2 separate regions of the Homo sapiens genome follow, and region 1 is linked to region 2. A link is a contact called in ENCODE Hi-C or POLR2A ChIA-PET data. All regions are on one chromosome and are shown on one strand. Each heading gives the region's core, a stretch centred on a gene start or an enhancer-like site at or near the end of the contact. The rest is flanking DNA. Distances are from core to core; before and after follow the strand shown.

The links. Hi-C counts contacts between places; a loop is a spot of excess contacts on that map. ChIA-PET counts read pairs that join two places held with the same protein, here RNA polymerase II (POLR2A). Pooled maps may share reads with other maps.
Region 1: a map of HepG2 shows a loop between it and region 2 (2.1-fold over the local background). The contact joins two enhancer-like sites. A Hi-C loop is called at or near these places in 4 of 168 maps with a recorded cell type or tissue (Caco-2, Calu3, HepG2 and 1 more), 1 of 37 single-sample maps with no recorded cell type and 2 of 50 pooled maps. POLR2A ChIA-PET finds 5 or more read pairs at or near these places in 8 of 52 experiments (H1, HEK293, IMR-90 and 5 more).

Annotation. Positions count from the first base shown.
Region 1 is chr1:214,502,369-214,506,626 of GRCh38, forward strand. The region is part of intron 1 of PTPN14 (protein tyrosine phosphatase non-receptor type 14); the gene reads right to left. Among named protein-coding and RNA genes, the nearest start is that of PTPN14, 47 kb to the right of the region's middle. RefSeq lists an enhancer at 2,636-3,613. Within about 2 kb of position 2,128, at least 3 of the 41 ENCODE cell types and tissues checked have a DNase peak (open chromatin) inside an H3K27ac peak, as active enhancers do.
Region 2 is chr1:214,462,399-214,466,428 of GRCh38, forward strand. PTPN14 (protein tyrosine phosphatase non-receptor type 14) reads right to left here. Exons shown (of 19, transcript NM_005401.5): 2 at 2,232-2,559. The coding sequence starts at 2,405. Among named protein-coding and RNA genes, the nearest start is that of PTPN14, 87 kb to the right of the region's middle. Within about 2 kb of position 2,138, at least 2 of the 41 ENCODE cell types and tissues checked have a DNase peak (open chromatin) inside an H3K27ac peak, as active enhancers do.

The DNA of each region.
Region 1 (4,258 bases), core at 878-3,377, 40 kb after region 2:
TGTGCATTTTATAAACCTGTTTTCCTATATGCAAAATAGCTTCATTGTCCTATAATACAATACAGCTCAGAGTGGTAAACAAGAAAAACATATGCAAATAGTGTGCAACACACAGCAGGTCTTGAAAAATATTTGTAATATTCATTCAACTTATTTTTTATTTATTTATTTTTAGAGACAGGATCTCACTATGTTGCCCAGGCTGGTCTCATACTCCCGGTATCAAGTAACCCTCCCACCTCAGCCTCCCAAAGTGCTGGGATTACAGGCAGGAGCCACTGTGCGAGGCCAACTAAACAGTTTTAGCATTTAAACGTTACGAAAAAATGTTGAAGACTTGGAACAAATGATCAAAATAAAGACAGAGTGATTTAGTTGTGTAAAAAAGTGTTCCATAATAAAATATAGCGCAATAATGTTAAAAATAACAATATCACAGAAAAAAATAGGGAAAACATAAATGAAACTGTGTTATCCTTATGTCAATTATTTGCATAGGATGTATTCAGGCTTCCCTCAGTTTTTGCAGAAGATCTTAGAAAAATTAAGTGAAAAGTTGCTCAAATCTGTCATTTTAAAAACCTATTAGTATTGATTATTGAAAATATATATTACCAGCCTAACTCTACAAAAGTTGACAAAGTATCTCTAAAGGAAATTCCAACCAAAAGGATAAGATCCAATTAAATGAGAGATTCAGAGTTTTAAATTCACACTGTGAAAATTATACTAGCATACACTTGGAGAAACATGTCACTACAAGCAAATTTAAATACAATTTTTGTTAAAAATAAGCAATAACAATAATAAAATGGCAAACACTATACAGTATTTATTATGAAAGGCACTATTCTAAGTACTTTACAGGAACTCATTAAATCTTCAAAACTAATATCTAATGACATGTAAGAGATAATCTGTCCTAAGTATATGTGAGTATTGAAGATGAAGTAGGAAAGACGTTGACTTCTTTTTTAGATATGGCATCTTTGACACAGCTCAGTAATCAGAAGGACTGAATCTTAGAAGAGACTGAAGCCAGAATTTAACGGCAGCTGCCTCGCTTCCATTTTTATGTCTAATATGTAGACGTACATTTGTAAGACAAAATAAACATTTAAAATAGAGTTTAAGAAACAGAAAACTCAAAATTGGCATTCTATTTTCACTTCAAATCTCGGTACAGAATTATTACATTTCAGTCAGCTCTCCTCAGGTTCATTCTTCCCTTTCCTCTCTCAAAGCAAAGTGCAGCACTGTCATATGTGGTCTTGTGATCCCACTAGTGTGATGTTGGTCAATAAACAATTAGTCGGTGTAATTCGGTAAAATCCTATGATGTACTTAGCTGCAGGAAGAACACACACTAATGTCAGCAATGTTGTGAGTCATTTTATTTTATCTGCATATAAAGTGTTTGTATGCGTTCAGCAGCAAACACACCCGACATCACCTACTTCAATAAGGTTTGCCTTATGGCTTTTTGTTTATTTATTTTAGATCAAAGGTGAGTCTCTGAGCTTCCACAGTAAGGACAAGCCTAGAGCAAATGATGCTTCTTGGGACTCTCATCATTTTGTACATAGGGCTTTCTTGTGATGGAGAAGTGTGAGAAATAGTCAGGAAACTTGGGTGCCTTCCTCAAACACACCTCTTCTGTAGAACCAGAGAATGGTCATAGGAATGCTGCGAATAATGTCACCACTTTCCCATTCCTCCCCAACTAGTAATGAGAATGTGGAAAACTCAGCTTAAAACTAAAGAAAAATCTTTCAATTTACATTATAGAACATTGAACAACTGCCGCTGCCTCTCCGTTAGCCCTACCTCTGCGAAGACCTTTATATTACACTCGAGGAGTCAGAAATACCATAGGAAGGCGACCCACAGTCAATCACCACATAGCCAGATAGGAAACCTTTTAGCCATGGTTGCATCCAAGCACATGGCAAGCACCGGGCAATGGGCAGCTGCCTCAAACACACCATTCCTGAGAACAGACTCAGCATCAGGTACTTCTGATGCATTATTCTCTCCTGATCTTACAGCAAAGCCCTGGAAGCCTGTGCTCTTCCTGTCGCACCAAAACTGCCTTCTGCCCTCAATCATTTTCCCGTAGCTGTCATGTCCAACTTGACGCAAGCAAATGGCAGGCACCCAGGAACGGGGCTCTTAGGACCACAATGTCCACAGAGGTGATGTCCCAGCCCCATCTCTGAATGACAAGAGTAGCACACCCATTAGCCATGAAATCGTACTAAGACACTTCCACCAAATTAAATTATTTCCAAGGCACCACCCTGCTAGGCCCTGGGGAAATGATGGTGAATGAGGCAAGGCACCAGCCTGAATGAGCTTAATCGAGGGGAGACCAATCCCAGGATAAGGGCTGGGTACAGAATGCTGGGGAATTTTCCTGCAGGAGGTAAGGTAACATACTGAATCTGCAGACAAGTAGGACTGGCTTGGACTAGGAAAAAGGAACTACCTTAGAGTAACAGGAAAGACTTGGTACTTACTGCATAAAGAGGGTGAAGGAAAATGAGTTTAGGTTGATCCAAACCCCCAGTGTGTTTAACTTCATCAGAGGTGACACCCTCACCAAGGTAGGGAATATAGGAGAAAAGATAGGTTTAAGGAAAAAGTAGATGAATTCTGTCTAAGAATTCTCTGTTTAAGATACTTGTGGCCAGTCTCATGGAAAGATCCTGACAAGCAGTTGAAATTTGGGGGCCCCCAACGAGAGGTCTGAGTTAAATATGAGTTCATTGTGGCGGTCATGTGAACAAACCCAGCTGTGAATACCCGCCAGGGAAAAAAAAAAAAGTGTGACAGGAGGACATGGGATCCAATGCTAGATGACACCTGACACCTACATTCAATGGGTGACCAGCAGGAGGAGAACCTTCAACAAACAGTGAAAGGGAACACCCAGGGAAGCAGGAGAAACATCTCGAGCAGGGGACTACCCGAGATGGTAACGCTTCAAGGAGAAGGATCTGGTCAATGTCCAATTCCAAAGGGAGGTCAGATAAGGACTGAAAAACATTCACCATGGCCAACAGGAGATGGCTGGTCCCTTCGGGGGGGTGGGGTGGTCAGTGCCCACACAGTGGTGGAGCTGCCAGCTGCGATGTAAGGAGCTGAGGACGGAATGGGAGATGCAGCAGCCTCAGAACTTTCTCAAGAGGCTTAGCTACAAAGAAAAGAGCTCAGCCTTTCATTACTTTTTCTTAATAGTTTGCAGCTGGGTGCAGTGTCTCACGCCTGTAACCCCAAAACTTTGAGAGGCCAAAGCTGGAGGATTGCTTGAATTCAGAAATTTGAGACATGCCTAGGCAACACAGCAAGACGTCACCTCTCCCAAAACTTTTTAAAATTAGCCGAGGTGGTGGCATGTGTCTGTAGTCCCAGCTACTGGGGAGGCTGAGGCAGGAGGATCACTTGAGTCTGGGAGTTTGAGGCTGCAGTAAGTTATGATTGTGCCACTGGACTCCTGCCTGGACAACAGAGTTAGACTTTGTCTCAAAAAAATCGAGTTTGTAATAAGCAGAAAATATTCCAACTCAGAGCGAATAGTCAGTTCAGCACAGATTTACAATGAACTCTCTCAGGGTAAACCTAAGCCCAGACACAGAGACAGAGAGACACTGGCCACGTAACCATGCATCCACTGCTTAGGCAGCAGTGAGATTACTATGAAGAAGGGAAGCCAAGGACAATTCCTTCGATTACTAAGGAAAGGAAACTAAGACTGATAACAAGTTAGGAATCATCAATAGCATTAATCGAAAAACTTCTCAGAACTGGGAAGAGCCAATTTCCGCTAGCTTTTTTCCTAAATATAAAAACTGGCCAGGCACGGTGGCTCACACCCTGTAACCTCAATGCTATGGGAGGCCACAGTGGGAGGATTGCTCGAGGTCAGGAATTCGAGACCAGATTGGGCAACACAGGAGGCCCCGTCTCTTAAATTTTTTTTTTTAAAATTTTTTAAATGAGCTGGGTGTTGGTGGCATGTGCCTATAATTCCAGCTACTCCCGAGGCTGAGACGGAAGGACCACCTGAGTTGCAGAGTTCAGGGCTGCAGTAAGTTGTGATGGTGCCACTGCACTCCAACCTGGAAGATAGAGATCCTGTGTCTAAAAGAAGAAAATAAATAAATAAATAAATATAAAAACTATTTCTAATGTTTACAGAATGTTTTTTAAGTAGGCAAGAATGCCAAAACCTTTAATTGGATGTGACAAACGGTAA
Region 2 (4,030 bases), core at 888-3,387:
ACCTGGTGATTCAGAGGGATGCCTTCTCAGCCCCCAAAATGTTGGCTGCTCTTTCACATCCTTGGATCTTTGATAATCCAGTCCCCCACACTAAAGATGACATGGCCTTCTTTTCTACCTGCTGGACTGATACATGTCCTTCAAGTTTTGGTTCAGAGTGAAGGCTATGTTCATCTTCCATCAACTCTTTCACTCTCACCAGCAAGACTGCAGTGTTCAGTGGGCTGGATTGCACACTGCACAACACTAAGGACAGCCATCGCCTTTTGGGCCTACCCCTGCATTCTATTTTAGCTTGGACCACATTTGATATTAACTGTTTATTTAAAGGCTGGACTCCCCTATTGTTCTGTGCATGTCTTGAAGGTAAAATTGTACCTTATTTATCTTCATTTCACCAAGTTCTAAAAAAGTGCCTGGCACAAGATGGTTGTTCAATATTTTCTTTAACAAAAAATGGGTTTTTTTTAAGTTGTTTATTAAGACTCTCAAATTTGAACAATTATAAATTATTAAACACAGCACTATACATTTTCCATACAGGAACTCTTTTAATATTTACAACAGCCCTGTGAAGTAAGCATTATTATTGCCATTTTATAGGTAGGAAACTTACGCCTCAAAAGACTCAGTAACTTTTCCATTGTCACCCAGCTAATAAATGACAGAAGAGTAAGCTGAACCCAAGACCAAGAGTCCAGTGCCTATACTTGTAACCACATGCTACACTGTCCCCCGATGCATATGAGGAATAATTAGTTGCTCTAATTTGAGTGACTGGAAGTACTTAAAAGTAAAAATACTAGTTTTCTATAAGAACTTAGACAAGTCTCTTCCCCAATCAGTATTTGTTTTTCCTTTATGCCCATGCATACATGCAAATGTGTGTTTAAATGTGTGTATCCTAATGTGATACCAACGAGAAAAAGAGAGCCAGCTACCCATCAACAAGATGAGAACATTTCACATATTTATTCTACTGTGGCAGTTACCAAGCTACTAATACATATATCCATTGTCCAAGACAGTCTCCTGCACAGAAAAATATACCTAAAAGGAATACCTGATCACTGAAACCAAAGTATAAACACCAAGAACAGCAGGAGACAGATGCATTTCAGGTGAAACAGTTTCCCTGAGAAAAACAGCCAGCCTGTGGAAGACGTCTTTAGAAGGGACTTTCAGAGCAGGAAAGGGGAGAGGAAGACCCTCCTGGGCCCCCATTCCTTTGTAAGCAGGTGGAGAGAGGCCACATGCAATCACTTCCAACAGTGATTGCCACCCCTCTTCTGTCATCGAGGTCCTGGGCAATGCTGTCACTTGGACTCTCCAAGAGCCCAGGGACCTAGGACAATTACCCACAGCTTTTCCTTGCCCTCAGGAATGTCTCAGCCTCAGGGGCTTGCAGTCATTCAGTATTGGCAACCACTCAACCATACCACCTTCCCCACTGCTCAATATGTCAGACAGCTCTCAAGACACAGATGCTGAAGTGTGGATTGCTCACAAAAGTCTCTTGTCCTAAACGTCTGTATGACTGAAAAAAGAAGGGCTTGGCTGTCAAAAACAACATACTGCTCTGAAAGTCCCTTCTAAAGAGTGATAGCATGACTTTCTAAGTGGTCAGCCCTGCTTTTGCTTAAAAGCCATCTCACAGACGGCGTGAAGGCAACGAGGGCTGTGAGGAATCTTAAAAAGAAGAAAACCTCTGTTTTACAGGCTCCCACAAAAAGCCTCACTGGTCATGCTCACTCTAAATGCTTTTTCTCTTTATTCGGTGGGGTTTTTTTTTTTTTAGAGGAAAATATAGAAACAACCAAAAAAAAAAAAAAAAGGCAGCTGCATGCATCCGTATGTGGGCGTTTTTTCTCCTTAATGTGCAGCCAGAATGCCAAAATACCAGCTACCCACTCAATTGTTTTAAAGAGAGAAGATGACTTTGGTGGGGAGAGTCTCTCATTTTCAACTCCCCCAAAACCTCTTCCCCAGCTGAAATAAAAGGAAACCTGCCACGCCATGCAGCTCTAGGCGGTGTTCAAGTCTCCCCATCCAATGATGGATAAGATCACAGCCGTGCTAAGAATAACAGGATTCTTATAAACACATCGTCGCTTAGGCCAAAAAACACAACAGATGCCAAAAAACAGATGGCTGGTCCCTTCGGTGAGTTCTCCTTCACATACCCAACACGCATGCACGCGCACATGCGCACACAGACACACCCCTCTTACCTCTCGCAGCTCCAGCCTCTGGGCCACAGCCTCCAGGCATTCTTGCCCTGTGCTTTCCACCGACAGCGTGCACTCGATAACATTGCTGTCCAGCAGGCGAATCCGTGTGACAAAGCAGTTCTTGCTCAGGACGTTGTAGCGCCGTGTCCGGCGGAGCTTCAGACCAAAAGGCATGGCTATGTGGTCCTCGGACGCCGCCCGCCTATCCTGGCGCACACGCCCCTGAGATGGCCTTAGCAGTTTCGTGACTGGAAAATTACACTATCACCTGTGCTCCTCCAGGCAGGGAAAAGGGTGTCCATGCCCAGTGTGGCCCTCTGGAAGATAGCTGTAAATGCAAAAGAAATGCCATGGTCATGCTCCAGAAGGGACCTATCAATGGTACCATATTCCACACACACAGAAGCCCCCCCCCCCCCCCACCCCGCCAAACAGATCAACACTCAGGTTTGATAAGCTGCAAGTTCTGGAGTTCCTAAGTGTCTTGGCAGAGCCCATGCCCTATGCCTTATCTTACAAGGGTGATACGATAAAAGCTACTTTACAGTTGAAGAAAGGAAGATTCAAAGAGATTAAAGCATTCATTCACAGGTGCACAGTGTAAATGGCAATGCCAGAATTTAAACCAATGTCTACGTAACTTCAGTTCACATGCGTTTTTCACTATGCAATGCTGTCCACTCAAGAAAGTGTTAGGAGGCTGGGCGTGGTGGCTCATGCCTGTAATCCCAGCATTTTGGGAGGTTGAGGCGGAAGGATTACTTAAGCCCAGGAGTCCAAAACCAGCCTGGACAACACAATGAGACCCTGTCTCTACAAAAAAATAAATAAATAAATAAAAATTAGCCAGGCATGATGGCGTGTGCCTGTAGTCCCAGCTACTTGGGAGGCTGAGATGGGAGGATCTCTTGAGCCTGGGAGGCCAAGGCTGCAGTGACCCATGATCATGCCTGCACTCCAGCTTGGGCAACAGAGTAAGATTCTGTCTCAAACAAAAAAAATTAAATTAAATTAAAAAGCCCACTAGGAGTGGAACTTGAACACTGGTGTTTTGTTTTTTAAATTTCTAAATATATTGTCTCATTCCAACTTCATGAACAACCCTATGGTGTCTATTTTACAGATGAAAAAAGTAAGGTTTAATGACTTAAGTGCCTCACTGAATTTAAAATTTGATCTTGTTCCTCCTCACTCTTTGTAACACTGCCTCTTTACTCTTATTAACATTATTTACTTTTATTTTCATGTCTTATGTTTTATTATTTACTTAGAATGAATGATAAAGTGGTGGCAATATGCATTTAATATAATCAGTTACTTCCTTTTTTTTTTTTTTTTTTTTGTGAAGACGGAGTCTCACCTTGTTGCCCAGGCTGGAGTGCAGTGGTGCAATCTTGGCTCAGTGCAACCTCCGCCTCCCAGGTCCAAGAGATTCTCCTGCCTCAGCTTCCCAAGTAGCTGGGATTACAGGCACCCGCCACCACACCTGGCTATTTTTTTAATTTTATTTTTAATAGAGCCGGGGTTTCACCATATTGGCCAGGCTGGTCTTGAACTCCTGAACTCATGTGATCCACCCGCCTTGGCCTCCCAAAGTACTGGGGTTACAAGCGTGAGCCAACGCACCCGGCCAGTTACTTCCTTTTTTTTTTTTCTTTAATGGAAAGACATGAATTATTCAAAGCACTTAAAAATCACAACTCTTTGTCCTTTTTTTAACAAATATTTAGACAGATGTGGGGAACCACCCTACCATCATCTTGTTCCTTTACAAAATCTTGATGCAAAAGTCCTGTAAC